Linked DNA regions of Homo sapiens: region 2 is linked to region 1. Evidence: read pairs that join two places in POLR2A ChIA-PET (ENCODE). Cell type or tissue: IMR-90. All regions are shown on one strand. Links, peaks and the distances in the headings refer to the core of each region. The heading gives the core; the rest is flanking DNA. Region 1 overlaps AOX1 (aldehyde oxidase 1). Region 2 holds the start of LOC124906112 (a long non-coding RNA gene).

The links. Peaks named below come from ENCODE experiments on the same cell type or tissue, not always from the same donor. Only the 100,000 strongest peaks of a DNase experiment are listed, where the experiment ranks them.
Region 2: POLR2A ChIA-PET joins it to region 1 with 9 read pairs; 1 of 35 experiments calls an interaction of 5 or more read pairs at or near these places.

What each region holds. Positions count from the first base shown.
Region 1 is chr2:200,618,975-200,634,974 of GRCh38, reverse strand. AOX1 (aldehyde oxidase 1) reads right to left here. Exons shown (of 35, transcript NM_001159.4): 17 at 14,156-14,325; 18 at 13,729-13,855; 19 at 10,992-11,114; 20 at 7,526-7,622; 21 at 60-184. Among named protein-coding and RNA genes, the nearest start is that of AOX1, 41 kb to the right of the region's middle. In IMR-90, for the core only: no CTCF peak of the experiment used is centred there; a DNase peak (open chromatin) is centred at 10,144; H3K27ac peaks cover 1,108 bases.
Region 2 is chr2:200,167,938-200,183,937 of GRCh38, reverse strand. It overlaps LOC124906112 (a long non-coding RNA gene), which reads left to right and starts at 9,141. Exons shown (of 3, transcript XR_007088012.1): 1 at 9,141-9,368. In IMR-90, for the core only: no CTCF peak of the experiment used is centred there; a DNase peak (open chromatin) is centred at 5,767.

The DNA.
Region 1 (16,000 bases), core at 8,681-11,180:
TATATTTCACTGGCCAGAAATCATTTAGCCATGTCCTCTCCACAATGGCCCCATGTTACCTGTATATATTTGGGAAACTGTGTGGACACGTAGACATCCATTTCTTGATCCTCTCCCTTGGGAACGACAAGCATGCTTTGGGTTTCCATATAAAAATGTTCTTGACCTCCCATATGTATTTCACCTGTTACAGGAAAATACATAAAAGTCAAGGAAGCAGTCAGAAGCAACAGGTAGCGTCCCCCAGGTATTATCCCGTTATGCAGAAATTCCACTAATAGTACTTCTGCTGGGCACAGTGAAGTATAACAAACAACAATGTTTAGCTTTCAGTCTACTTGCAGATTTGAAGTAAAGTTCTATAGGAGAATCTTTTGTGTCTGCCAATATCTAGGTCACAGAGTCCTAGAGAAAGGTGTATGACTTTCTAGAGCCAAAAGCAGAGGGGTCTTGATTCAGTAGGTCATAAGGAGCCAGCGCTGTTAGCAGAGGCGTAGGAATGTGAGAATGCGGAGGCTTCCAGCTCTAGGACCAGCAGGAGTAGATGTACTGCTCCCTGTCCCTCCTGTTAAGTACAGATAACAACCCTGAGCATTATTTATAAAACAAACATAAGAAGACTCTGAAAGGTGGAGAGAAGGCAGACCAGCTAGGGACTTCAGGACCTAAGAAAAGACACAGCAGTGAGTTCAGTGGGTTTTTTTGTTGTTGTTGTTGTTTGCCTCAGATATCCCAGACTTAGTTCCGGAGAAGCCAGCAATCTAAAAACTCCAACAGGCAAAGACAAAAAAAAAAAAAAAAAAAAAAAAATCCTCAAGAAAAGCCCACTCTCCCTAGCCAAAGGACCAGAAAAGTGGAAGACTAGAAAGACAAAAAAATTAAGACAATAAGCACTCTACTCCAGGCAAACACCATGAAAAAAACTGCAGCCCCACCCCTACTGTGAAGGTTGAGTAGGAAATCTATAGTTCCACCCTCATCAGGCTGCAATGAGGTGTCCCAGCCTCTCTATTGGGGTGCTGTCAGTGGATGCCACATGGGGAACCTGGACTTACAACCCCTACCTAGCAGTAACAAGGCATCACCCCCTTCTTCTCCATCAGTAAAAGGTTAAAGTACTCTAGTGAAACAGAATATTCTAATAAAATAGAAGATTCAAATAAGATCTAAAGTCTCATTACATAATATCTAAAATGTCTAGGATACAATCAAATATCATTCATACCAGGAACCAAGAAAATCCCAACTTCAATGAGAAAAGACAATCAACAGATGCCAACACTGAGATGACACAGATGTTAGAATTATCTGACAAGGATTTTAAAGCAGCTGTAATAAAAATGCTTTAATAAGCAATTACACAAACACTTGAAACAAATGAAAAAATAGAAACCTCAGCAAAGAAATAGAAAGTATAAAAAGAAAAAAGAAATAGAAATTTTAGAATTAAGAAATACAGCAAAAATTTAAAAAGTTCAAGGGATGGGCTCAGCAACAGAATAGGGAGAACAGAGGAAATGATTAATGTACAAGAATATAGAACAATAGAAATTGGCCAATCTGAAAAGCAGAAAAAAATAGACTGGAAAAAAAATGAACAGCACCTCAGGAACCCATTGGCTATAACAAAAGATCTAATATTTGTGCCATTGAAGTCAAGCCATTATTTGAAAAATAATGGCTAAAAATGTCCCCAAATTCACAAACGACACTAATCTACAGATTCAAGAAGCTGAGTGATCCCAAATAGAATAAATTCAAAGAAATACACTCCAAGATACCTCATAGTCAAACTTCAGAAAACTAAGGACAAAAGCACCATGTTGAAAGCTATGAGAAAGAAACACTACTTCATCTATAGGAGAAAAGTACTTTCGTGGTGAAACCCTGTCTCTACTAAAAATACAAAAATTAGCTAGGCATGGTGGTGGATGCCTGTAATCCCAGCTACTCAGGAGGCTGAGACAGGAGAGTAGCTTGAACCTGGGAGTCAGAGGTTGCAGTGAGCTGATATCACACCACTGCACTCCAGCCTGGGCGACAGAGTGAGATTCCATCTGAAAAAAAAAAAAGAAAGAAAGAAAGAAAAAAAAAAGCACTTTTAAAGACAGTAGATTTCTCTTCAGGAACCATGGAGGCCAGAAGAAGTGGTAAAATTTTTCTAGTGTGAAAATACCTGTCAACTCAGAGTTCTATAGCCAGCAAAAATATCTTTCAACAATGAAAGGGAAATGAGGACATTTTCAGATGAAGGAAAACTAAGAGTTTGTTTTAAACGGATTTACCCTGAAATAATGGCTGAGGGAAGTTTTTAAAACAGACAGAAAATGATTTTTTTTTTAAATGAAGAAATCTTAAAATATCAGGAAGGAAGAAAGAACAACAGAAATAATAAAAATACCAGTATATACAATAGACTTTCTTTCTCCTCTTGGGTTTCCTAAATTGTGTTTGAAGCAAAATTATAACATTGCTTCATGTGATTATCAATGTATGTAGAATAAATAAATAGAATTATCAATTATATTATAAAAAGGGAGAGGGATGTAAAGGGAGGTAAAGCTTCTACACTTGACTTGAACTTGTAAAATGTTGAAACCAGACTGTGATATTTTATATATGTAAATATTTTATATGTATATAAATTTTATTTTATATATGTATGTGTATATGTATGTGTGTAAACTATCTAGAGCTACCACTAAAAAAAATCTGTACAAGGAGGTATACTAAAAAATACTATAGATTAATCAAAATGAAATTCTAAGCAAATATTCAGGCAACCCACAGGAAGGTGGGGAAAAGAATAAAAAGCAGAGGGAACAAACAGAATACAATTATTACTGACGATCATGTTAATGGAAGGCAGAACTTTTAAAAATTAAAAATTTACTCAGCAATAGTGATTTGCAAATTGAGGATTCCCTCAATTTGCATAAAAAATGAGATGTTTTAAATTGCAATCTGGACTTCCTATCTTATCGAAAATCTGAGTTTAAAAAAAGAGCACAGAAAAATGAATAGATTCTGCTTCACTTATAATATATAAACATTAAAATTTCACAAGCTCAGATCTTAACTTCAATTTAAGCTCTTATCAAATAGTCTAAAGACCCATGTCATTGTCACTAGGCTTACATTCAAGCTTGCAGTATTATTGATTCTGCCTATCCACTCAGAATTTATTTTGTTAAGTAGTCACTTTATTTAAAATATTCAGAGCTAAAAAAATTAGACAGAGCTGTTCCTGTTTAAATCTGTAAAGAAGGGAAAGTTTTAGAAACCTGTTATATTGCACTGCCTACCCTGACAGCCCCCACCCGTAGTGCCCCCTCTTCACCTTAGGGTATTGCTGTCAACTCTCTAGGTTGGAAACCAATTTGATCAACTAATCCCTGAGATAAAATGTTATCCCAGTATGGGTTTAGGAGTGATTCCTCCAGGCATATTTACATTTTAATAAGAGGCCCTTAAAGTCCCAAATCTGCTAAGATGTGAATGTGTCTATCTGTACCATGCCCAGCAGGATAGGTTGTGGGGAAAATCATCTCAGTTTCAGGGCTCCCTGGGTCTCTTGCAAATCCTTTTATACAGATTGTTCTCTGTGCTCTCCAGTATAAAGCACATCCCAGCTAACAGAATTTTAATGAGATAAATGAGAAGCAGGATAATGTAGAGGAAAGAATACTAACTTTGGAGTTGGGAAAACTCTTAGATTTCATCCTGGTCAATCAGGTAGCCTCTCTAGCCTCAGCTGGCTCATTTGAAAATGGTAATCTTTAGCATCCTCTGGTGCTGTGACACCGGGATTAGATAGAGTTGAAATATATCTTCGCAGCAGATAAGTGCAAACAATAATAGTTCTCCCTCCAAGAACGCATTCTAAGACCTGATGTAATGCTCCACATATTTTATCTTTTAAATATTTTTTTTCTTGGAACACCTATCTTCTTTCTTTTTTTCCTTCAACTTTTAAGTTCTGGGGTACATGTGCAGGATGTGCAGGTTTGCTTCATAGGTAAACGTGTGCCATGGTGGTTTACTGCACAGATGAACCCATCACTTAGGTATTAAACCTAGCATGCATTAGCTATTCTTCCTGATGCTCTCCCTCCCCTTACCCCCACTCCTACAGGCCCCAGTGTGGGACACTTATTTTCTTAGAAGACAGATAAAGTGTTGCTATGATAATTAATTGCAATTACCTCGCATTGAAATATCATGAGATATTAGGAGAAACTCATAATCCAAAAGACGATAGCAGACAAAGGGAAAAGCTAGACTCAAACTTGTGAGTCAAGAGGATGAAAATTGGTTTTCTTTTGCCTTCCCTTGTCTTTCCCTTCCCTTGTCTTTCCTTTTCTTTTCTTCCCCTCCTTCCTTCCTTCCTTCCTTCCTTCCTTCCTTCCTTCCTTCCTTCCTTCCTCCCTTCCTTCCATCCATCCATCTTTTTTTTTTGACAGTCTCACTGTTGCTCAGGCTGGAGTACAGTGGCCTGATCTTGTCTCACTGCAATCTCCGCCTACCGGGTTCAAGCCATTCTGGTGCCTCAGCCTTCCGAGTAGCTGGGATTACAGGTGTTTGTCACCACACCTGGCTAATTTTTGTATTTTTATTGGAGACAGGGTTTTGCCATATTGCCCAGGCTGGACTCAAACTCCTGGCCTGAAGCTATCTGCCTGCTTCAGCCTCACAAAATTCTGGGATTACAGGCAAGAGCCACCGTGCCCAGCTTCCTTTTTTTTTTTTTTTTTTTTTTTTTTTAAATAGAAGGAGTCTTGCTACATTGACCGGGCTGGTCTCAAACTCCTGGCCTCAAGCAATCTGCCTGCTTCAGCCTCACAAAGTGCTGGGATTACAGGCATGAGCCACCATGCCCGGCTTCCTTTTTCTTTTTTAATAGAAGGTATCTTGCTACGTTGACCAGGTTGGTGTCAAACTCCTGGCCTCAAATGTCCTGCCTTGGCCTCCCAAAGTGCTGGGATTATAGACGTGAGCTACTGCAGCTGGCGTTTATACTGAAAAGTAGTATAAATGTCCTTTTTAATATTCCCGTATCATTTTTATACTTATCAATGGGGTATGCAGCAATAACAAAAATTCAAGTAAGAGGCAGACTAAATCAATCACCTAATTGAATTAGATAATTAAAGAAGATGTCAAGGAAAAATACAACAATGGAATTCTTGCACAAATACTCATTATGTCAGGAAACAAACATGAAACAAGGAACCCCCCTAAATATTGATATTTCCAACATGCTCATGCCGGGAACGCTCTATGATAGAAATGTACCCTCTTTTTCTCTTCATTCCCATAAATCAAACTCACTTTTCCAGTATTTTCCACATTTTACTAGCCCTAAGAATTACCTGGAAAACTTGTTAAGACCAGTTCCTGGGCTGTTTTGGATCCTCTACAATTCTAAAAAAGGGCACAGGGATCTCTAGGTCTCATAAATATCCTCAGTGATTCCTATAAGGAGAAAATCTTGGAAACACTGGGTTTGATAAATGAACACCTGCCAACGTATCTCACTAATAGACAACATTTTCAGGAAAACAACAAAAACATCTAAATCTAATAATCATTGCTCACAGTTATTGATTTGTTACTATATGCCAAGAACACATGATTATCTCTTATAATCTTTATAATTCACATTTGAAATTGTTTTTACTTTATCCATGTAATATTAAAACAGGGAGACTGAGCCCTGAGAAGTGCCCTGCCAGGTTACACAGCTAATAAGACACAATGCCAAGGAAAACTGGTAGGTGACAGTTCCAGGTGTCTTTCCTACAGCTTTCAGGTGACATTTCCAGTCAGCCCCTGACACGCTTCAAGTTTAATGCACCTATAGAGTTGAGACATGATGGGCTTGGAACTTAAGAAGCTGGGCTGACTGGTGACATATTACACAGCTCTGGCTGTGCACTCAGGATGGGATGTGTCTTAGGACTCTTCCTATTCTTGTGATCAAGGTTGGTGAGAAAAATTAAGAAGATGGGAGTTGTGTTTTTTGTTTGTTTGTTTGTTTGTTTGTTTGAGATGGAGTCTCCTTCTGTCACCCAGGCTGGAGTGCAGTGGTGCAATCTCGGCTCACTGCAACCTCTGCCTCCAGGGTTCAAGCGATTCTTGTGCCTCAGCCTCCTCAGTAGCTGGGATTACAGGCTCCCACCACCACGCCTGGAATTTTTGTATTTTTAGTAGAGAGGGGTTTTTGCCATTTTGGCCAGGCTGGTCTTGAATTCCTGGCCTCAAGTGATCCACTCACCTCGGCCTCCCAAAGTGCTGGGATTATAGGCATGAGTCACCATGCCCAGCCCAGAAGATGGGAGTTTTTAACATGCACTAGAGGCCAATGCCCTGGAAATTCACTTAAAGACAGATAATGCCGGATGATTTCTCTGCTCTGAGATGTGGCACAGACTGCCCATACCCACCCAATAGCATGTCTGTAAATCAGAGATCTTGTGAGGCAGGCATTAGGACAGCTTTCACAGCAGCAATGACAGCAGAGTGTGGCGGGGAAAGCATGGGTTATTTAAGACTTATGATGAACCTCTTTTTCTGCTATAAAGGACATTATTGAGACAACTAGCGAAATTTGAATAAACTGTGTAGATTAATAGAATATGTGTTAATATTCTGATTTTGATAACTATGTTTATGTTAGACAACATCCTGTTTTTAGGAAACAAATGCTGACTATTTAGGGGTAAAGAGACATACATCATGTTTACAATTTACTCTCAAATGGCTCAGAAGTGTGTGTGTGTGTATGTGTGTGTGTATAATTGGGGAATCTGAGTGAAAAATATTTGGGAGTTTCTTTAATGTTTCTGCAACTTTTATGTAAGTTTTAAAATATCTCAAAGCCAAAAGTTAAGGAATTGTACTGGAAAGCTATAATTAACTATTTTCTAAGAGGCAAATTTAATTTTAATTACATACATACATACAGCAAAGAAGTCTGGAAGAAAGAGAAAGGAGAAAGGGAAGGGAAGAGGAAGGGAAGAAAAAGCAGAGAAGGAAGAAAGGAAGAGAGGGAGAATCAGAGAGAGAAAGGATGAAGAAGAAACATGGGCTTTGGAAATCCTAATAAAGCCTATCAATTCAATGGCCAACTCTGTTATTTAGTAGTTGTTGTGTGACCTTGGTCACACTCCATAATTACGCTGAGCCTCCATTTTCCAGCCTATAAGATTGAGATAATAATACCCTCTTGCAGGGTGGTTGTGAACAGGAAAGAAAATGACATCTCTAACAACTGGAGCCTTGATGAGGGAAGGGGGGTCAGGGAAGAGGGGCAGGGTCTTGCCTCCTCTTTTGCCTCCCCATTGGCTCTTGGCCTACCCCAGAGACGGAGGGAAACACATTTGTGAATGAGGTGCCTGTTCTGCCTGTTCCTGAGGAGCAACACCCCCCTAGGCTGCCCGATGATTTCCAGAAGACAAAGGAAGCCTTAAACTGACATGCTTAGAAGACTTCCAGGGTTGTTTACTCTTCCATTACTTTTTACCTTCAAGAATTTGATCAACCACTTTAAATGCTTCGTCAACATTTCCATATTCCAGTTTCCTTTCTGGCTTGAAGGAGGAGTTGTGTTGTATACTTTCCTAGAAAGAGAACAGAGGAATGAGGCAGCTTGGGCAAGAGACCCTGCCCTAGGGCAGCAGACACACCCCACTGCACATCCTCTGAGCAGGGGTTGTTTCTCCCTTCACCTTGTGGTTCCGTGCACTTTCACCATGACCCTGGTGAGCCAAGCTAAGAATCCAACTGCAGAGAGACTCCCCAGTGAGGAAATGTAAATGTGCCTACTGAGTCTGAAGAAATAATATGCACAGAAAAAAACTGGCATCTAAGTGATCCCAGAATGAAACTAGTATTTTCCAGGCAGGTTATTGTCTGCACACCACAATCCATTTCATGTAGCCAAGGCCATACAGCACAGGGCTTCAGAGCCTGGGCTCTAGACCCAGTCAGCATTGTGCACACATTTTTCCCACTTACCAGCTTTGACTGTGGGCCTATCACTTCACCTCTCTTATCATTGTCTGTAAAATGGAAGTAACAGGTGTGCATATAGCTCCAATAGGATCGTGGTTGGTGAAGATAAAATGAAATAAGACGTGAAGAGCTTATATTGCATATAGTAAACACTCAATAATTGCTAGTTGAAAAGACTCTAGTGATTGGGATCATGGTGGCTCTGCCTGCCAGCCCCATATTCCTTCTTTGTGGGGATGAGCATTTCATTTGCACAGGGCAGTAGAGCACCTGGGACCTCCAGCTCTGGAAGTAAGATTTCAGACAAGCCCTGTCTGGGAGCTGGGTGTACAAATCCATTTATACACTAGCTCCTATTGGCTCTCCCTGGGTGCCCAGTAAAAGGGTACAGTGGTGCACAAAACCAGAGATGTAGTTACAATAACATAGGTTGGTTTTTAGCTATCCCTGAGAATTTATCTTGCAGTAATCCATGTGTCCACTGGCAAATGTGGTGTGCCAGCTCCTGCTGGCATTATCTACTGTGGGTTATTGTCCATCCATGAAATTCCATTCTGTTGGTAGTTGGGGATTCTCTTATCTCTGTTTCCTTCTGGCCACCAGTAGGTGTCTAGACAACACCCCTTAGAGGGATGGGCTATTGTGATTCTGCCATTTCCCCCATTCAAAAACTGGGTTGGTTTGTTTATAGCACCGGTGGGGCCCAGGTTCTTTGACAGAGTGTTTGTTGATTGTTTTTGTTACTGACTAGCTATGTAACCTTGGGTAACCCTGCCTTTTAGTTTCCCCATCAGAATGGGGATAAAAATAGTTTTTGCCTCATAGGATTGTGGTGAGCATTTAGTAAGTTAATGTGTGAAACTGACCTAGAACCATGTTGACCACACAGTGAGCTCTGTATAGGTCCTAGCTATGCTCATGTTGTTGTTGATGATTATTATTCAGGACAGATTCCGGTAGGGAACACATTTTTTTCCATTATGGTCATCAGCCTTACCCCTTGATTCAAGAGTTTTGATCGTTGCCCCATTCAATCTACTAAAAACTCGAAAAGCATGTGCCAGATTAAATCTTTGTGATAGTGACAGAGATATATTTGTTTTTGTTCTATTTTGATTGATAACACACTTCCTATTGGAATCTGTTCATGTGCTTTTCTTATTAATCTAAGATTAAAGAGATTCCAGGTTGAAAAAAAAGCTAGGTTTTATAAATCCTATTTTTAAAAGTTTCATCTTTTTCAACTTCACTGGCTGCTTGCTCTTTGAATAACTTTGAGCCAATTTTCTGAATTTTTCTTAGTCAGGAAAGTGATAAAAGAACTGTAATGTATAGGGAGAGGGGCATATTTCCCTGCTCTAAACTTTGATTAAATTTGCTCTGATCCAGTTGATGATCTTTAGACTTTGAGAGCTTAATCTCTGAACACAATGTGAGGCAACTCTTTTCCACAAAGCCAGAGCTTGTATCTGATGCTGGGATTCTCTGGCAGACAATCACGAGTCTGCTGGTTGAAGTGGTGAGGGTGGGGGGAGTGGCATCTATTATATTTGCTTATTGGGGCTTTTATTTGGCTGGAAGGTAGGGGGAGTGGAGAGTAGATATTTAGCCCCTGATATTGGGCAAAGATTTATAAACAAAATATTGATGAAGTGTTACGTAAATAATTTCTAATAAGTAATTCTAACTCTCCAGCAAACTTCAGGGGACAGAATATATGAAGCAAGAGCAGCATGCAACATGTAAATGAAAAGGGCCTGAGAAGGGAACAGAGTGTTTGAATTTGAAACTGGCCAGGAAAATTTGGGAGGCCTAATCACACTTCGACTCCAATTAGACTTCTACGTTTTTGTCTATTTGACATGATTTTATTTTTATTTTAAAATGTAAGAAAAATTCCCAGAGACAAACTCCATGTTCCTAAGCATCAAGCAGCATGGCAAGAAGCACCCCCAACACCCAGTTCTCCTGGAGACACTGATCGTGCCCAGGTTGTTTCCTCAATTCTGCCTCAGGCCATGCCGGTCACCCAGAGAACAACATGTTCATTATGCTGTGAAGCTAATATTGTGTCCCAGAGCACATGCGGCCTGTATGGACTGAGTCTCATCTATTTACACTGCCTCCCCAGTGTTCATTCTTTCATCATCCAGGAAATTATAAGAACCAATGGAATGCACACAAGAGAACATCCTATCATTTCATGGAGATGAGTCTTATAGCCTTTATAAATTTTCAACTCCTTTCTAAAAATCAGGATAGAAAATGCAATTCTCCAGTTTAAGTTGCCAAAATACCTGTAGGCATCATACGACTTATCTCTTGAAAAATCTAAAAATCGTGTCTCTGACACTCACTTCATGGAACATCCTGTTGGTCCTCACCATGTGCCTGGGTGAAGGTGGGTAAAAAGTCATAGAGTGGATCCACTTTCCTGGACATCACTGTTTCCCATCTAGCATCCCCTCCCCTTTCCCTTTCCAAACAGGGCTCAGATTTGTTTCAGTTTCCTACACTCCCCTACATAGCCCACTTACTTCAGAGAAACCTGACCCCAACTCCTACCCCTAGAAGTAACCAACAGCTCCTCCATTCCTCTGCCAGTCATTAATTTGGAGATGGATATGTGACCTAAGTGGCTTAATTAGGCTGGATCTCAGGATTTGTGCTTAGAATGCTGGGGCAATAGGGTTCCTCTTACTCCTTGAACATGAACAAGGAAGTCCAGGTTGTCCTGGCGGCCATCTGTGTGACCACAGGAATTGAGCTTGTATTGTGGGCAGCAGAGAAGAGTGGCAAAAAGAAGCCATGTCCTTGGGGAAATTGTTAATACTGAGACTGGTTAGAGGTTAATAAAGTCCGTGTGCTTTGGAGGCCACTTTGAGCCACATTTTCCTGTTACAGTAGCCAAAAGCATTTTAACTGATATTTGTTCTGGCTCCCAACTGGCACCACCATTCCACAGAACTCATTACCTCAATTGTTAGTATCAGCGGCTCCAAGTCTTGATAGACAATCTTCACTCGCTTAGCAGCTCGCTTTGCCTGAACCTCAGAATCGGCAAGCACAGCACAGACAAGCTGACCCACACAGAACACCTACGACACAGAAAGACCTTTGTTGTCAAGGAGGGCAGGCATCAGGTCCTCTCTTTTATTCATTTTCTTCCTCCCTCCTAGTACTCGATTACAGTAGGGCTAGGGCTAGATACACACAGGTGTGACCCCTCCACATCTGTCCATGACTATAACCACAGCTGGCCTCCTGATCCGAGGCACTGGGGGAAGTTTAGATCCTTGTGCTGTATCAGAGGAGCAGGAGTGATGCTGTCTTGAGGACAGCAGGCTCAGGCTCCAGGCCAAGCCTATGAGGCTGTGTGAGGGCCAGCCTGTCCCATGGCTTGATGTTTGGCTGTCACACGACAATCAGAGCTGTTCTGAGAGAGGCAGCCTCTGCCTGCACGGACAGGGAGGACCAGGAAGTCACAGATCATCTCAACCAGAGAGAAAAAGGGGATGACCTGGGAAGGGGAGTCCCCTGTGATAACAGAACCCTGATGGTGAGCACATCTCTCCTCACAAACTGTCTTTTCATGAAAAGATGTCCTAGCCAAGACGTGACCAAGCAGACAGCATCCCCTTCCTGGGGGGGTTGACAGCTAGGATTATTCGCCTGCAGGTGGGGCAGCTAGGCTCAGGAGTTCACACAGGGACCACAGCAGAAATTTAGATGGGGAAAAGAAACCTTAAGACTTGAGAAAGGTAAAAACAGTCTGGACTGGAAGAAGTCACCATCATTGCTGAGTTCTCTCTCCTACTTTATGCTGTGATTCACAATTTCAATGTAATCACTCATTTTAAAAATTGACTTTGAACTATTATGTCTTTTCCACAATGAACATAAAGTAGTTTTATCATCGAAAAAAAGGCATTAAAAACATAAAATCTAGCATGAACACAAAAAAAGTGTGTTTGTTTGGGGTAGGGGCAGTGAAGGAGAGAAAAATGAAACAAGAATGGTAACGTGTTGATAACTGTTGAAGCTGGGTGATGGATCTATGGGGTTCATTGTATAATACTTTCCCATTTTTGTGTATGCTTACAATTTCTACAATGAAAAGACTTTTAAAAGCCATTAAGTGCCATAAATGAATGTTTTAAAAAGCATTAAACCAACAAAGGCAATCATTCACAATGGCACTCCAAAGACTCCTGATTTTGCTCCTGTGACCTGGCACATAGATGTGGCCCCTGAGATGCTTATGATCTTCATAAGCACACCTCAAAGAGCAGGTACTATCATGCAGCCAAGATCAGTTTCACTTGTTTAGTAAACATTTATGCAAAGGGCTTAAATTCTCACCGTCTCTGCCAGTGCTACACAGCCCTGCTTTGGGGGAGTTTCAACCTTGAGTTCAAACTCTCAGTCATCAAGCTTTCATTTCTACAGATAATATCTTCAAGGGAGTATCTTCCAAGGAGAGCCAGAGGAAGGGACTGTTTCAAATTATGAAGCCCTTTTGGGTAAACACTGAACTGAGCAGTCCGAATTATGCAGAAAACCTGTTGACTGCTGTTCTTGCTGTAGCCAAAGTTTTAATCATTTGTAATTTTCACAAGGCAACAATGTTATCACTATACCTCTACTCATTCACCCTGCAATGTGAGAAGCAGTGTGTGGAATACACAGATGAATCAGACATGGGTCCTCACTCAAGGAATTTATACTAGGTGGAAGAAATATATAAGACATCAAAATAAACAAGCTTAACACAAGGTAGAAAGTACATAAAGGTCACTTTGTTTTCTCCTCTAGACTTTAAGCTCCATGAGAGTAGAGATCATACATATCTTGTTCAGCTATGGTGACCAGACATCATAGATGCTCACTTTTAAAAATCCCATTTAAGCCGGGCGTGGTGGCTCATGCCTGCAATCCCAGCACTTTGGGAGGCCCAGGCGGGCAGATCACCTGAGGTAAGGAGTTCGAGACCAGCCTGGCCAACATGGCAAAAATGCTGTCTACTAAAAACACAAAAATTAGCCGAGCATGGTGATTTGTGCCTGTAATCCCAGCTACTCAGGAAGCTGAGGCAGGAGAATCGCTTGAACCCAGGAGGTGGATGTTGCAGTGAGCCAAGATCATGCCACTGCACTCCAGCCTGGGTGACAAACAGAAACTCCATTTCAAAATAAAATAAAATAAAATAAAAAATAAAAAGCGCATTTAACACATGGAAATATAAATAAATCAGAATAAATTGAGAGAGAGAGAGAGAGAGAATGAATGAACTTCTGGATTGAAGAATGAGAAAAAAGGCTTCATGGTGCAGATACCACTTGAACTTGTAGTTGAACTTTGACCACACTGAGACTGGGACAATAATAAGGGCTTCTCAGGGAAGGGATTTCCATATAAAATTTACCATTATTCCATCTTCATTTACTCATTTATACCATTAGCAGTATGCCATCTCACTATTAGAAAATGTAAAACACCAAATAATCTTTTATATAACTAGTTAATGTCTTTACTTGTACAGAAAATGAATATATTTGAATTCATTCAATATTAGAATATACTTTTATAATAAGCATTCTAAGAATACTGGAGTCTTTCATGGTGTGCCAAAGTAGATGGTATCTTTAAGAAAATATGAAGCACCGTTAACTGAGAAAGTTATTTTTCAAATAGAAAGCAAAAATGCAGTACCTTATCTGTCGCCAGAAATTTCTCAGCTTCAGTAAAAAAGCAGAAGGAGTTGACGTCACTAAGATGTTCTGCTGTCATGATGTCCACCACACCGGGCATGCTGAGAGCTTCTGACAGATCAATAGACCTAGATGATATACACAGCAGAGCTCCTTAGAGTGGCCATAGAGGCCAAGAACATGGTTAATTGGATAATAAGATATGAGAGAGGTAAGAACTGTCCAACAGTCTCTGCCAGACAATTGGGAAAAAATTCTTGGGACAACGAAGTTGTAGTAAATCCTACATTTCGATCCTGTTTCACCTCTGGTCTGCATTGGATATCACCAACAAATAGCCTATTTCTTCACACCATTACTTTTCACTAGTGTGACTTAGATGAAAAGACAATCATTTATGCCCATTGAGTAAGAATTTTACCACTTACACAATCTTAGCATGAGCTCTTGAACTAGTCACAAAAGTCAAGAAAAGTTCCTGGTCCACCAGAGGCATGTCATCACAGTAGATGGCCTCCCCCGTGGCATGCTTCACACCAGACAGATGCATGATGGGGTGGCCAATTGGGTCTTCAGGATGCTGCTTTGGGCCTATATTCTGTTTAATAAATAACCAAAATATACTTTTACATTTCTATAGAGAAAGTAGGAATTATTATTATGCACATTTCCCATAAGAAGGTAGCTATATAATTTAGACTCAAACCAGAATACTTTTGCATATGAAAAAGCACTATTGGGCTGGGCACAGTGGCTCATGCCTATAATCCCAGCACTTTGGGAGGCTAAGGTGGGCAGATCACTTGAGGTCAGGAGTTCGAGACCAGCCTGGCCAACATAGTAAAACCCCGTCTCTACTAAAAAAAAACAAAACAAAACAAAATAGCCAGGTACGGTGGCACATGCCTGTAATCCCAGCTACTCGGGAGGCTGAGGCTACAGAATCGCTGGAACCTGGGAGGCAGAGGTTGCAGCGAGCCAAGATCACAGCACTGCACCCCGGCCTGGGAGACAGAGCAAGACGCCATCAAAAAAAAAAAAAAAAAAAGTCACTATTAATAACACCAAGACAATAAACCTACTACAGTAATTCAATAAGCCAACTGGTATGTCAATCCATGATGTTGTTCTTATTTTTCACTTTTTTTGAATGTAGACCCCAAACATCTCAAATGGAAATTCCATTTGTGTAAGTAAACAAATTTAAATCTTTCTTCTTGACAATACAAAATTATGTCCTCTTGCTAATGCTTATGTATCTCTTTAAATTTTATTATCAAAATGACTTTACTGTTTCTATATAAGCACGATACATATAATATTTTACAGAAGAGTATGATGATATCGTGACTATGTTTGTAGAAAATACTGAGGGTATTACTTCAACCAGAATAGCCTTCTTTTTTTCAATTTTGAGTGAGGAAATATAAGAAATAATTGGCAAAACTCTTAACTTAGACAATCCTGATAGAGAATGAAGCCAAAGGGACCTGCAATTGGAGTAATGATCCACTAATGTTGCTCTTTCTTAGAGCCCCATGGAGCAGAATATCTTGCTGTTGGCTCTGTAAATACCTTAAATGTGTTTCATTAATCAAAGCAGACATTAATCAGCACAATGTCTGCCCTGGTGTTTCAAATATGGGAATTTATGGCTTTCCCAGTCGGGTGTGTATTGTGAAAAGAACTGAAGATATGAAGAAAGAAGGAGAGCAGGTGAAGAGACAGACATAAGGCCAGGGTGAAGGCTGTGGCTGAGGAGTGGCCTGCTAAGCCCTGGTGGGTACCCCCATCTGTAACTCACTGTGTCAACATTGCACTCGGTACTGGGACTGAGGCCAGACTCCCAGAGGCTTTCTCTGGAAGACCTGGGGGTGAGGGGCATGCAGTCATGTTGGCCAGGTTGAGGTCAGAGAAAAGCTATGGACACCTCCCCTTCCCATCCTGCAGCTCACAGGATCACCCTGAGCCCTGGATCTTCCTTTTAGATGAGCCTTACAATGCCAGGCTACACATCATATGGCAGGAGGGAAGAGAGAACAAGTCGCCAACACATACTGGTTAAAAATCTTTACTGGGAGAAAAAAGAAGAAACAGGCCTATTTCCAACATAGCATCCTTTAAGGCATCTGAGCGGGGAGAAAAGCTAAATTCTTTTGTATTTGATTACCAGAATGTGCAGTTTGAGAAAGCCTATTCAGCACATATGAACAATAAGTTAGATACTTGAATCCATCTAAAATGGTATTTCATCTCACTCTTCACTGCAGGGT
Region 2 (16,000 bases), core at 4,434-6,933, 450 kb after region 1:
TAAAGAGGATGCAATGGCTAAAAAAATATAATTCCTGCTTTCGGGGAACTTAAAATCTTGTATATAATTTAAATAATATTTGTAACCAAGTCATTTGCAAGTCCTTTATTTGCATATGCAAATTAAGAAGTGAAAAAATTCAAATGGCAATTTGAAGATAGGTGATTACATCTTGAAATACATCTTAGGATTCATCATGTTCAATTGTACTTTGATACAAGAACCATGACAACTTGTTAGAGAAATGTGCTGCTGTCATGCTATCTAGTCATTTTCTCTCTGTTCACTGTCCAAACTTCCAACTGTAAAAAGGTTGACTTGTAAACAAATGGTTGCAGTAAACTTTCAGACAGGCAACAATTATTCCTTCAGATCTTGTCTTATCTGGTATTCTTGTCACTTGGGTTATATAGCATGTATCCCACAGCTTGCATTACACATTTTGCTCTAGGCATAATTAATATACACACTTGACTATTAAATGAAAAAATGCTAACATGTCACATCACCATGTTCATACTGGAATGAATAGTTTCTTACATTGTGTAGCTACTGGCTAACTGCACATGGCTACAGGAAAAGACTTCCTTCCCAAGGACCTCATCATCCATTTGTCCTTAAATCTTGAGTGTACTTGTTCTAATCTTATGCTCTTAGTACCTGGCTTAAGAGAAAGGCCTTAGAAATGTTTTTAATTTTTTTCTCCCACTCTTTTTAACACTCAGCCTTGGTGCCTCTGTAATTCAACACTGGTAGTGGTCTGTCCAGATTTCTTGGTGGATAAGATCATCTAAAAGTATAAAAGTAGAAGCTAAACTTTCTTAAAGCATATGTTCAGAACTGGCACAGCATCATTTCTGCCATATTCTACAGGTAAAGCACCCAGACTCAAGGTGAGAAGACCACACAAGGGCATGAGGACTTGTGTTATGGCATCTTTGGGGTGTCGATTTTCTGGCTGGAAACCTCTGTGGCTAGTGGTGCCTTTGCCCAAGTTCTTGTCCTGCATCCAGGAAGAATGAGGTACGCAGACTAGTAAAGGGTGAAGAAGATGAAGAGGAGCTTTATTAAGTGTACGACAGCTCAGAGGAGACCTGCAGTGGGTGGCTCCTCTCTGTAGGCAGGTTGTCCCATCAAGTATCAAGCTCTCACCAGAGAGGAAGCCCTGGAGAGGGTTGTTCCTCTCTGCAGCTGGTAGTACCGACATCTCTGCAGGTCTCTGAAGCTCTTAGCAGAGAGGGTAGTTCCTCTCTGCAGCTGGTTTTCCCATTGTCTCTCTGTCCTCTCCATCCTCTGCTTGCTCTGGCTGAGCTGGGGGCTTTTATGGACCTCAGAGGGGAGGAAATTTGTGCCCATTGGTCCATGGGCAGCCATGGGAGCTGGAAAAGGCACCGCAAGTCCCCACTCTGGTCTGTGGGACTGGCAGCCCAGCCCCCAGCCTTCAGGCCCTTTTGGGCCTGAAGGTGGGACCTTACCGGTCCCAAGAAACTGTCTGCCTCCTGCTGCCGTTCATGGAACTCAGGCTTGGCCCTGACTTCTCCCAGATTGGAATGAGTGTCAACAGCAGAGAAGGAGGAGGAAGAACAGGCACTTCCGAGCCTGCAAGGGCAAGAGGGCCTTCCCTGGGCCCCCAAGAGTGCAGGGATGCCTGAGTCTGCAGCTACATTTTGGGAGGGGCTCTTTCCTGCTCAGTGGAGTGGGAGCCTGAGTGTACAACCCCTGTTTGGGCAGCTGCAGTGGCACGTGGGGAGCTCCCCAAGAGCACAGGGAGGCTTGGATCCACAGTGGTGGTTTGGGAAGCTGCAGCCCTACCCTGGAGTAGGGGGATCCCGCCTGCTCCATAGAGCAGGAGGTCTGGGTCTACAGCTGCAGTTTGGGCAGCTGCAGCAGCACCCAGGGAGCTCCTACCCCATCTTGGAAGGGGGAAGGGGCAGGGTTCTTGCTTGTCCCAGCTCCCACCAGCTCCACTGAGCGTGCAGTCCCAGCTGTGCTTCCTGGCTGCAGCTAGCATGATGGCAGTGGCAGGCTGTCTGGAGCAGCCGCTGCCATCACTGGGAGGCGTGGTTCAACGGGCTCTCCTTTGGAGATAAGCTGCTTCATAGACTTCAATTTGTGTATAGTACTGGTCTACAACTCCTTCTTCAAAACTCTTAGATATTTTTCATAATTCAGATGTTTTTAGATATTAGAGAGTTCATCTAATACATATACTGCATATGACATGCCCATCAGTTAGAAGCAGCATCCCATAACCAAGCACATTCATATTTCTGTAATAAATGTATTTAATATAAATATGTTATTTATAATTTATGAAGTAGAATAATTGCAGATTTGAATAGCCTCATATACGGTCAGATCAAGTTTTGGTGTTTTCGAGATTTTTGAGTTTTAAATTATGGGTAAAACATTATGGAGCTGTATTTTGAGTCAAAATAACCTCTTAAAGTTAAAATACATTTCTCCTATCTTGAGCCTATAGCTGGTGTCAGCTCAGGTCCTCTGGGAGGCAGACACCAAAATAATCAGAAGTGTGAGTGATTTGGGAGGAGGGAAATGACTGTGAAAGGGGAGGGAAAATAGAAGCAGGCAGGGAAGGGCTTTAGGTCATGTAGTAGGTCTGATGCCTGTGAAAGGGGATGAGGAAGCAGGGAGGGTGGAGCAGGGAGAGCCTCTGCTGCAGTGTGATGCTGAGAAAGTCCAGCCAGCCCCATCCGGAGCTCCATGCAGAGCCAGGCTGTCCTGCTGGAGGAGTACCATGTTGGGCAGAAATGGCCAGACCCGAGTACCCCTGCTGTTCTCAGTCACTGGCTGGAGTCGCCTGGGAAGAGGTGCTGCCCTGAGGCCAGGAACTCACCACACAAAGTTCTCATGAAAGGAGACCTGAGCTCATGCCTCAGTGGCTGCCTTGCCTTCAGCCCTCAGCCCACAGACTTCCTCTGGTCCTACATTTGTAGTTAACACAGTGTGTTTCAGGAATGTGTCCTCTATGTAACTGGGTGGGGTCAGGGGGGTTCGATCCTATGTCTAATCCATCAGCTGCACTAGGTTGCAAAAAAAAAAAAAGAGATATCTCTGAGAGAAGACTCAGAAAGCCTAGAAGGACTGAGGCAGGCAGGGAGACTATGCTGTGCTTGGCAAACGTGGGGAGGGTGACTGTTAGTTGGGTGAATCTTCTCCATGGTATTTAGGATCCTGTCCCGTCTCTCCCTCCCTCAGCAAACCTCTGACCCACATGTAGCTGTGGAATGGGCTACACCTGGGCACTAATTAAATGGTGGCCCCTCTGACCCTCCCAACAGAACTTAGCTCATGACATTCACCTCCATGGTCCCTTTTGTCGCTCTCCGTGAATTCAGAAGACCAGCAGCTTAAGGCTTAAATGAAGTGCATCCAGGAGCCCAGTGGGCAAACGTCCCAAACCCCCAGTTAATGACAGAACTGGGGCTGCCTCCCATCCCAGATCTTTCCATGACCCCCCTCTTCCCCTTCCCTCTCCATATTAGGAAGTTTGTTCCAGGTGAAATTTGCTTCTACCCTAGGGCTAAGGTGCTAATGGCAGAAGTGTTATTTTAGCAGTATCTGGAAAGTCCAAAGGTAACAATTAAAATCACATTTCCCTTAAATAATTATTCAAAGGCTCCTTTATAAATGTGTCAGTCTTCCTGCCAGATGAGAAGTCCTGGGGAGTCTTCCAACAGCTTCTTGGCCACTGAGCGTTCTGCAGGCTCTTAATGTATTCTGGTGAGCTCCACGTTCTCTCAATAAGTAGACTATCTTTGCAGATGTTTATGAAGTCTTCCAACATGGCCACAAAGCATGGGGGCAGGTGTTGCAAAGGGTGCAGAAGAGGTATCAAAAATTACTCTCACCAAAGCTCTGACCAGTTTTTCTAAAGTATGAGCAGATAACTATCCTCTAGGAGTGATCAGCCATGCAGAGTGGACAAACTGGCTGAAGTCTGAGTGTGCTTTTGTAAGTTTAATGTGATAATCCAGTAAAACATATAATCCAGTAAAACATAAAGTTAATCTCACACATGCAGTGGTGTACATAACAGTTCTCATACTACACAGTGATTAGGCATCAGTGAAAGCCGTTCCCATAAATGCCTATAATTAGATCTGGAATTCCTCCATGGGTGAAGGAAAATGGATAGAGAATCTAGGAAATGCTATTGCATGTTTAATATATTATGGAGTTTTTAAATTTTTTTTTTTTGAGACGGAATTTCGCTCTATTGCCCAGGCTGGAATGCAATGGTGCGATCTCGGCTCACTGCAACATCCACCTCCCGGGTTCAAGTGATTCTCCTGACTCAGCTTCCCAAGTAGCTGGGATTACAGGTGCCCGCCACAATGCCTGGCTAATTTTTGTATTTTTTTTTCTTTTAGTAGAGGCCAGGTTACACCGTGTTGGTCAGGCTGGTCTTGAGCTCCTGACCTCAGATGATCCACTCGCCTCGGCCCCGCAAAGTGCTGGGATTACAGGCATGAGCCACCCTGCCTGGCCTTGGAGTTCTTCTTAAAGAAAAATTCCCCTTGGCTAGCAGTTCTGATGTTCATTTTGTGACAGAGTTCTGAGTACATCTGAGTGTGTGATTTTTTTTCTCCTTCCAGCTGCTTCTCTAGGATTATTAAAAAAAGCAGGAAGGGGGTGACTTGCACTGTAAGGTTTCTTGGCATCTGAGGACGAAATTCTGCTATTACAATAGAAGGATTTTTACAATGGCTAAGAAAAAAAATATTTTGAATATGGAAGAACGTGCCTAAAGTGAGTATTCTTTTTAAACAGTTGAGTTGTGTTTCTAGTTTGTATCTTTGGTTAATCCTCCAAGAATCTCTGATCAGGGCCAGCACTGATTAGGATCTTGGTCCTGGGAGCATCTTGGTTCATTTGGCTGTGCTCATGGCCCCACGGTGGGAAGACCAAGTTCTCTTTTTCTATTCTTCTGCAACTGGGGCTCAACATCCATTTAAGAGACGTTCATTGAGTACCTATCCTATGCCAAGTGCAGGCTGGGCGCTGCAGTTCAGGGTGAATCAAGCAAGGTCCCTGTTCTCAAGTATCTTCCACCTAGTGGAGGAGCAAACCATGCAAACAGATGGCTATGAGGAGGTAGTGAAGATTGCCATGGAGGTATGAATGCTGCAGAGGCTCAGGGCAGAGAGGCAAGGCCTAGGCAAAGAAGGCAAGCCTGAGATGGGTCTTAGAGACTGTGTCAGAGTTTTCAATACAGAGTAGGATGGAAGGACCTTTCAGATTGAGAGGAGCATGATCACATGGAGGCTGCTCAGGAGATGATGAGAAGCTGACCTGGGGGAAGTGGCAGCAGCCATGGGCAGCAACATGGGCAGCAACATGGGCAGCAGCTATGTTGGGAAGAGCTCAGGATACCATGCAAAGGGGTTTGGACTGCCTGCCATGGGCCACAGGCAGCAGCAGGGTGTGAGTCCCTGCCAGTGACCCGGGCTGAGTTCCCTGGATTGGTCCCAAGTACTCAGATCTTGGAATAGCCTTTTCTGTGGGAGCCTTGCAAGAATCCAGCTGCTCCTGGCTCTTCCCTCTCTTCTCTCCACCTGTTCCTCACCCAGACCTCTGTAGCCAGCTGGAAGGGGTGGGGAAATCAGTGCAAACAACCCTCGATGCCAGCACCTCATCCTCCACACTCCCAGTTCCCAGGCAAGAACCTCCAGCAGCTGCCACCGCTTCCCAGGGGAGCCCAGACAGTTGTCTTTTTTGGCATATGGTGCAGGGAGCTGGTGGAGATTTGCCATTTCTTCCCACTCAGGCTTTTCTGACTCACTGGCTTCCTAGAAAAAACTCAAGTAGACTTAGGCACTGACTTTGAGGAAGTTCGAGCTCAAAATCAGGAGAGATGCTCCAGCTTAGCAAAAGAATTCTTCTTGCCACCTGCACCCCACATGCTTGGGATTCTTTGTAGAATAGTCAAAGCCTTCCACAGTCAAAGATGAAAGCTGGACCCCACAGAAGCCTGGGGAACCATCACACAATCCAAATGAGTTTTAGTCTCACCACGCCATTTCCTTTCCTTTAATGTGAAGGAAGAATTAGAATTTTAAAAGCACGAGGCAATAAAGTCAAAAGGAAGAGAAAATTGCCAATATATGCCAGGCACTGTGCTAGTAAGTTGTACACATTATAAAAACTAATTCTCACTGCAAGCCCAGTAAGATGGATATTGTAATCTTCAGTTTATGAAAGAAGAAATTAATGCTTGGATAATGTAGATAACTTGTCCAAGTGAGGCTTAGGATTCCACAGTTGTCTACCTGGATAATCCTAGGGGAGAGAAGGAGAGGCTGGGATCATTGGAGACCAACTTCACTGGTTTTGCTTTGTGTAGGCAGTGAAAGATGGGTTGCCCCAGGAGCTTGGGGAGTACTTGTGCCCTAGCCTAGAGGAGTTTATATTCTAGTTGGCTATAAAATCTTAGGAACAAATGACTCCTGGCATTTAGTTAGGTACAAAACTGTCAAAGAGTAACCATAGAAACTTAGAACTAGAGGATTTGTCTTACAAATTATCTTAACCAATTCCTATTTTACCAATGGGGAAACTGAGGCCAAACGAATGGAAGCACTTGCCAAGGTTAGCTCATTTGCAGAAGGGTGGGTCAAGAGCCTCAGTTTTTAATTACCAGCTGAGTGAAAGCTTCACTTCCTCTCAACAGATAATCTCCTCATTGTACCATGCAGTTTTTGTGTGATCTTTCTGCTTCCTTCATGAAAGCTTCCTTCATGGCAGACCCAAGCCTGGCTGAGGTGCCTTGTGGAAGGGATGTGTGCGTCTTGGGTGCCCTGGCAAGGTCAGGGGAGGGGGAGAAACAGGAGCAAGGAATAATAGCTGTATTTTTTTCATGAACTTTAGTTCCAGCTATGAAAACTACAAAAAGTAAATGCCCTCCAAAAACAGTAATAACTCTCATTTGACAAGTATTTAAAACTACCAAAATAATTTTGATGTCCAATGAGGGTCAATTAAGAGGATTTTTGACTATATTTGTAAAACTTGTAAGACCTAATCACTCAATTGGGGCATTAGAAGGGAATTGTGGGATATACACTGAAACCATTCTGTATGTCATTGAATTTGATATTCACATAAGTTATTTATAATCGTGGAGTAGGTGAAGTTGTTTTCCTTGATGCCAATTGTCTCATGTTGTTTTCCTCTACCTCTGGGGAAATTTCTCAGAACAAGATATAAAACTCACTCATTCTGAAGTGTAAATAGCTAACGATGCTTAAAGTAATATTTCTCCTAGGAGTATTTTCATTGTAACATTTTAAGTCAGATAAGTGAAGCTTTGTTGGAGAAACAGCAGGCTTTACTTCAAGGTAGAAGAGAAACTCCTAAGGGTAAACAGAACATTCTTAGGCCTCTGAAATCACACTAAGTTCTTTAGTTTTTCAGCTAGAGGAGTCCTTTCTCCTTTTAAAAATAATAGCTATGGAAGCAACCAAGATGTCCCTTCAGTAAGTAACTGGATAAATAAACTGTGGTACACCCAGACAATGAAATATTATTCAGCACTAAAAAGAGATGAGCTATCAAACTATGAAAAAATATGGAGGAAATTTAAATGCAGATTACTAAGTCAAAGAAGCCAATCTGAAAAGGCAACCTACTGTATGATTCCAACTATATGACATTCCGGAAAAGGCAAAACTATAGATCAATAAAAAGATAAGTGGTCACCAAGAATTATGCGTGGGGGAGCTGTGTGGAGGAGCACAGAAAATATTTAGGCCAGAGAAACTACTCTGAATGATGCTGCAATGGATAGATACATGTCAGTATATATCGATCCAGGCCCATAGAACATACAAGGCCAAGAGCCAAACCTAATGCAAACTATAGACTTTGAGTGATTGATATAGTTTGGATACCTGTCCCCTCCAACTCTCTTATTGAAATGTAATCCCCACTGTTGGAGGTGGGGCCTGGTGTGACGTGACTGGATCATGTGGGTGGATTTCTCATGAATGGCTCAGCACTGTGTCTGTAATTGGTGGGTTCTTGGTCTCACTGACTTCAAGAATGAAGCCGTGGACCCTTGTGGTGAGTGTTACAGTTCTTAAAACGCGGCATCTCCGGAGTTTGTTTTTTCTGATGTTCAGATGTGTTCACAGTTTCTTCCTTCTGGTGGGTTTGTGGTCTTGCTGGCTCTTGAGTGAAGCTGCAGACCTTTGCAGTGAGTGTTACAGCTCTTAAAGTGGCACGTCTCGAGTTGTTCCTTCCTCCCAACAGGTTCCTCGTCTACACTGGCTTCAGGAGTGAAGCTGTAAACCTTCATGGTGAGTGTTACAGCTCATAAAACAGTGTGGCCCCAAAGAGTAAGCAGCTGCAAGATTTATTGCAAAAACCAAAAGAACAAACCTTCCACAGTATGGACTGGGACTGCTGGCTGGGGCAGCCTGCTTTTATTCCCTTATCTGGCCCCACCCACATCCTGCTGATTGGTCCATTTTACAGAGAGCCGATTGGTCTGTTTTACAGAGAGCTGATTGGTCCATTTTGACAGGGTGCTGATTGGTGCGTTTACAATCCCTGAGCTAGACACAAAAGTTCTCCATGTCCCCACTAGACTAGCTAGATACAGAGTGCCGATTGGTGCATCCACAAACCCTGAGCTAGACACAGGGTGCTGATTGGTGTGTTTACAATCCCTTAGCTAGACATAAAGACACTCCAAGTCCCCACCAGACTCAGGAGCCCAGCTGGCTTCACCCAGTGGATCCCGCACCAGGGTCACAGGTGGAGCTGCCTGCCAGCCCTGCGCCGTGCGCCCGGCACTCCTCAGCCCTTGGGCGGTGGATGCGACTGGGCGCCCTGGAGCAGGGGGTGGCGCTTCTTGGGGAGGCTCGCCGTGCGCAGGAGCCCACAGCGGGTTGGCGGGGGAGTCTCAGGCATGGCGGGCTGCAGGTCCGAGCCCTGCCCTGCCGGGAGGCAGCTAAGGCTCGGCGAGAATTCGAGCACAGCAGTTGGCCCAGGTGCTAAGCCCCTCACTGCCCGGGCTTGCCGGCCGGCCGGCTGCTCCGAGTGCGGGCCCGCCGAGCCCACGCCCACCCGGAACTGGCGCTGGCCCGCAAGCGCGGCGCGCAGCCCCGGTTCCCGCCCGCGCCTCTCCCTCCACACGTCCCGGGAAGCTGAGGGAGCCGCCTCCGGCCTTGGCCAGCCCAGAAAGGGGCTCCCACAGTGCAGCCGGGGGCTGAAGGACTCTTCGAGCGCGGCCAGAGTGGGCGCCGAGACCGAGGAGGCGCCAAGAGCGAGCCAGGGCTGCGACCACAGCCAGCACGCTGTCACCTCTCAGCACCATCCCCCATCATACTGTCCTCACCATAGTAAGTGAATTCTCCTGAGGTCTTTCTTTGAAAGTGTGTAGCTCCTCCCCCTCACTGTCTTGCTCCTGCTTTCACCATGTGATATGCAAGCTCCTGCTTTGCTTTCTGCTATGATTGTAAGCTTTCAGATCTTCCTGTACAGCTTGCAGAACTGTGAGCCAATGAAAACTCTTTTATTTATAAATGACACAATCTCAGATATTTCTTTATAGCCATGCAAGAACGGCCCAATACAGTGATGATGTGTCAATGTAGGCTTATCAATTGAAACAAATGTGCCACTCTGGTGGGGGATGTGGATAATGAGGGAGCCTATGCATGTGTGGGGGAAGAGGGGACATGGGACATCTTTGTACTTTCCTCTCTATTCTGCTGTGAACCTAAAACTGCTCTAAGAAATTGTTTTTTAAAAATAGCTATCAATTAGTTAATATAAGTCACATGTCTAGAATTTACCTAATTCTATGAGTGAATAATAATAGTGGATTCAACACATTGAACGTTTACTAAGCGCCAGCCATTTAAATAAGTAATTTGCATCTGAAACTAATTTCATCTTTCAGCTCCTCTCCTGGGTAGGTATTATTATTACCGTATCAGTTTTATGGATAAAGGAGTCAAGTGTATAAAGGCCAAGTAAGTTGCCAAGAAAGATTTTAGTGTGCCCACTTCACAGCTGGGAAAACTGAGCCTAAAGAGAAATAAAAGCTCTTAACTACTCTTTGTTTCCTTTCCCTGTATTCTCTAACTCTAGTTAACACAGAAAACTGTATTTGCTTCTGTTTTTTGCTTTGAGATTCTGCTTTTTATGTGATGTTTAGTAACAGGCTAAGTTATTACATCTGAAGTGAATAGAAATAAGTCCAATTTGGCTCATGTTCCAAAACAAAATGGATAAGGGCAGATTCTATGCGGGTCATTTATGGACATATGCGGCTATATTGTTTTCTGAATGGACATGGAAACCATGATGATTATGATCTTTTGAAAAATTCATGATTGAAACAGATCCAAGTTAATTATGAGATGTGCCTTATGAGGTTGTGTGTAGGAATCATCAAGGAAAAGAAAGAACAGAAGGTCACAGAATTCGTATCCGTGCAAGCATATGGATCAGTGTCTAAACGCACACACACACACACACACACAGACATTTCCACACATCTGGCTTGATTCACAAAGAATCAGGAAATTCAGTTGAAACACAAACCATTTTTATTTGTGTACTGTCTGGAGAAATATCATGGAATGTTATGGAAACAAAACCGCAAGCAGGGCCATAGGGCCGCTCAATTAAGATCAAATAAGTAGCAGTGCCCAACCCCTGTGTAGGTAATTAAGACCCAGGGTCCGAATCCTCTGCCATCCCCATGTCTTCCCTTTTCATTTAGGACGAGTAACTGGGATAGGAAGATGACAGAGATTCAGACTGCGCTCTTATTATGACAGAGACAATAACTTTTTGTACAATGTCCAAAAAGAAATGGAAAAGATTTTTTTTTATTGTGGTTATGGGCTAGACCCTTGACTTTTTATTTCGATGAATCACACATGTGGTTTTCTCTATGGGTACAGAGTGTTTAGAACACTCTGGAAAATCAGTTTTAACAAGACTTCAGTGTGGCTACATTATCCTGCACATAGTAGGCACTCAATAATATTTATGGATCACTTATTTGACAAAATAATTCTTCAACAAATATATATTGAGTTTTTAACAGATGCCAGGGACTTTACTAGGCTCATGGGACACAACAACAACAAAGAGAGCACTCTTTTCTCTGATGAAGACTATGTTCTACTAAACAGGACATAAACAAATATGTAAAATATGTAATGTGTCAAATGGTGATTAACTGCTCTGGTAGGCTGAATAATGGGCCCCAAAGATGTCCACTTCCTAATCCCTGAACCTATAAATATGTTCCCTTATTTGCCACAAGAGACTTTACGGATGTAACTAAGTTAAGAATTTTGAGGTGGAGAGTTTACCTGGATTATCCAGGTGGGCCCAACATAATCTAAAGGGTCCTTATAAGAAGGAGAGGTGATGATGGAAGCAGAAGTAAGAGTGATGTAAGCCCACCAGCCAAGGGATGCAGGAAGCCAATGGAAGCTGGGAAAGGCTGGAATCAAATTCTCCCCTATGGCGCCCAGAAGGGATGCAGCCCTGTTTACACCTTGATTTTAGCCTAGTGAAACGGATTTCAGATTTCAAACTTACAGAACTGTAAGGAAATAAATTTGTGTTGTTGGAAGCCACTAAGTTTGTGATAATTTGTTACAGCAGCAACAGGAGACTAATACAAATGCTCTGGGGAAAATAAAGGAAAGGGAGTAGACGGTGTTGAGGTGGAAGAGGCTGAGGGCTGAGAGTGGTTGCAACTTAAAATAAAATGAGTAGGGAAGGTGTGCCAGATTGTAATGTCTAAAGATGGCAACATGATATCACCCATCCCACATGCTTTCCTCACAGTGTGACTTTGAAACTTCTCCCATTAGATGGTGGGTTGGGGGAGGAGTGGGGTTCTCTGTTCCTCTCCTTCCATCTGTGTGCGTTTATGGCTCTGGTGAAAGAGATACTGTGTCACTTCTGAGGCTGGGTCATAAAAGGTGATACAGCATCTGCCTGCTGCTCTTTGAGACATACTCTTGGAACTCAGCCACCATGCAGCCAGGAAGCCCACAGAGCTATGGAGAGGCCACATATAGGTGTTCTGGTTGAGGTATCCACTGACACAATTGCTAGACTTGTGAGTGAGTCAGTTTTCAACTCCCAGCTGTGATGTCACCCTCAGCTATTCTCACTGTGCCCTTGCTGAGTTCCTAACCCACAGAATCCTTGAACATATAAGAATGATTGTTTTTTTAACAACTGAGTTTTGAGGACATTTGTTATGGCACAAAAGTAACTGGAACAGAAGGCCATATTGAGAGGGCGACATTTAAGCAAAACCCTAAAGGTAGTAAGGGAGCCATCACAATGTCTAGTGAAAGATTATTCAAGGTAGGAGAAAATGTAACTGCAAAAGCCCTAATGGGAAGGAAGGCCTTGTGTACCTGGTATGAATCAGGAACAGTTAGGGGGCTGTTGCAGAAATATAGATTGTGTAGGGGCTTGTAGACCATGGGAAGAATTTGGGCCTTTCCTCTGAGTGAAATTGGAAAGTTCTGAGTGGGATGGGGGATGATCTGACTCAGATTTATGGAGCATCAATTCAACTGCTACATTCAGAATGGACTGTAGTGGGGCAAGGGTGGGAGCATGGAGACCAAGAAGGAGGATATTTTTCTAATCAAAGGGAGAAACTTGGACTAGGATGGTAACAATATGAATGGTAAAACATTTGGGAATATTTTGAAATAGAGTCAACAGGTAGTTAGGATATGTATTTTTAAGAGTGCGATATTGTGATAGATTGGATATGAGTGAGAGAAAGAGAATGATTGTAAAATTGGCTTAAACAGCTGAAAGAATAGACTTGCCACTTACGAGATGGAGGACTGCTAATGGACAGACTCAGAGAAAATCACAAGTTCAGTTTTGGGCATAATAAGCTTGAGATGCCCATTAGACATCTAAGAGCAGGCTGTTGGATGCACAAGTTTGACACTCAAGAAGGTGTATAGGCTGGAGACATACATGTATACAATAAGACTCAGCTTTGAGATTGGTCGAGATCACCAAGGACATGATTGAAAAGAGAGGAGGTTCAAGCACTCTGATGTTTAAAGGTCGGGGAGATGAAAGGAGCAAGCAACAGAGACTGAAACATTATATAGCCCAAAAGGTAGGAGGAAGACCGGGAAGGTGTGGTTTCCTGGAAGGCTATTAAGGACAGTATTTCAAGGAGGAGGGAGTGACCAGCAATGTCAAGTGATGAGGTTAAACAAGGTGAGAACCGAGAAGTTGCCGTTGTCTTTAGCAACGTTGGAGTCGCAAGTATCCTTCATAAACCCAATCTCATTGGTTGTGGTGGTAGAGAATGAATGAATGAATGTTAATCAGATTTCATGAGGGTATTTTTTCTTTGAAAGAATATGGAACATTTTCCTGTTACAGCACAAGACAAAGGACGGGAAAGTATGCTGAGATGTCCAAAGCATTAGCTGGAGTACATTCAGATGTTGTTAAGCTCAGTGCTCTGGACACAATGTTACTGGAAGGGTTCAGAGCTTCCAGGGCTGGACTGTGGTGAAAATTATAAAGTCCTAAGCAAGCATAAGGCATATCCTTTGTTTGTTGCCAATTAAATACATCTCAAACTTCCTTCCAAGATGAAGATAATTCACTTCCTGGTTAGAAATGCAGCCTCTGAATTCGTCTGTCTATATGTGAATCTTGATTCTAACTGTTAGCCGAGTGCGTGGCTTATTTAAATCTCAAATTCCTCATGGGTAAAACGAGGCTAATAATGGTATACACCACATAGGATGATGTAAGGATTGGATTATATTTAACATGAACAGTGTCTGATGTGTGGTAAACTTTCAGTGACTGTTAGCTCTTATTACTATTAATTACGTAAAATGGGGGGAGAAGAGAAGTCTTTTGTTTTGGCTCAAGGTAAATCAGTGCTACACAAATAAATATTTAATAAGCCGATCTTCATAAGGGTAACTCTGTCTGTTTAGCTGGTTTAGCTGTAATGGGGATTGTCTGTAGTTGCAAGAGTTTACAGCCTCAGGTAACTCCATGCATCCTTCATTATGTTAGAATCAAACTAGTAAAGAGGGGTTGCCATTTTTAACCTTAGTATTTTATTGTCAGGATCAAAACACACAATAAAAGAACTTTATAAACTTTATAAAGTATTATGAGGTTGTAAGTCCGTGTTGGTTTATGACCACGACATTGCAACTTTGGTGTGGACCCTCTGGAGTCCAACTGTCCCAGGCTTTGACCACTACTGCCCTCCCCCAAAACCTACCACTAATACACATGCACACTTAGAATGGGCTATTTTGGTGCTGGGAATTCATACATGATCACACTCCAAAAGGAGCAGATGAAAAATGCTTGAGAAGGCTAAAAAGGAACACTCAGAACTGAAAAACCGTTCCTTAAAAATCTCAAAAGTCTGAGTTGTTGTCAAATTTGGTATCCCTAACACGTCCATGTGATGTGATCTGGACCTATATGAAAGTATACATTTCCCTGATGAAATAATGAAAAGGGAATGATAAATGCAGCAAATAGAGAATCCTGACTCAACTTCCGCACATGGAAACAATTGTCTAAATTATGGCAAAACGTGGCAATCCCACACCGGCCTCATTATTTACTTGAGAACAAAATCATAGAACACAGCAAAATCATCCTCGTGCAAGTTTTGCTGCTCACTTTTCTAAATTACTATGTGCATGCTGTAGTATTTGGGATTAAAAGCTTCACTCTCCTCTCCTCCCACCCCGCAAAAAATCAGGTCCTTAATACCAAAGTAAAGCACAAGACTATTATCTCAGTGATTCAAATAAATTCTTTGAATTCTTGCCTTAGTATCTTTGCTTTTTACAGAAAAACCTTCTGTGGTTGACAGAAAAAAATATGAATGAATACGAAGGATGAATCTAAAAAGCATCTACCAGCTTGGCAGGAGACTGGCAGAAACCCCAGTATCCCAGTCCTTGCTGCCATATGTGCAAAGAAACTTGGGAAACATTCTCCTCTAAGCCTTTGTTACTCAAAGTGTAGATAATGGACCGGAAGCACCAGCATCACCTGGAGGCCTGCTGGAAACGCCTAACTTCAGGTCCTACCCCAGGCCTTCTGAGTTGGAATCTGCATTTTAACAACATCCCTGGGTAATTCGTATGCATACTGAAGTTTGAGAAGCAATTTCTAAGAAACTCGCAGCAGTTCAGGTGGAGGGGAGCTTCCAAACTGCTTGTTCAGCTTAGTGTGAGCCTACATTTTTAAAACTCATCTTAGATCCATGCAGGTGACTGACAGCATTGAGGACAAGTGTACAATGAGCCTCATACCATTATGCAGAAATGTTCCTCCTTACCCATTAAAAAGGTTCAAAAGATACTGTGCTGTAGATATTCCACATAATGACCTTCCAAATTTCTTGGCACCAGTCACCTTCTAAGAGACTCTGGTGCCTGCACATATTAAATTAAACCTCCTCTCTTTGCAAACTGTCAGTTCTCTGCTACTGACTTTTGAGCTATGCCCCATAAATGAGGTTATTGGAGAAAATACATCAGGTATAACATGGACAAACTGTAGACAGATGCTTAAGGAAGTAAGAAGATTAAGGTACCTTCGAGAAACTGGCCTAATTATCAACTGTGGTATAGTTTCTGAGTCATTGAAATTCTGTTTTTCATATGTTCTGATAGTGTAGGGGAGAAAAACAGAAATCTGCTTTAAGATGTGATTCACAAACACACAGCTGTTGCCTTAACTATAGGGTCATGCACATATTTTTCTTGTCTTTCAGGTGTTTTCTGAGGATGCATTAAGTAGAATTTCAATGAGTTGGAGAGCTCTATCCAATGTATAAATTAAACTTAAAGCTTCTCAAAGCAAGTTCAAGCCAAATTGCCCTCCTCCGCTTATTTGAGGCAGTTACTAAGGAAGCAATGGAAATTACGCTTTTTAAGCCAGTCTTTTATAAATCAGG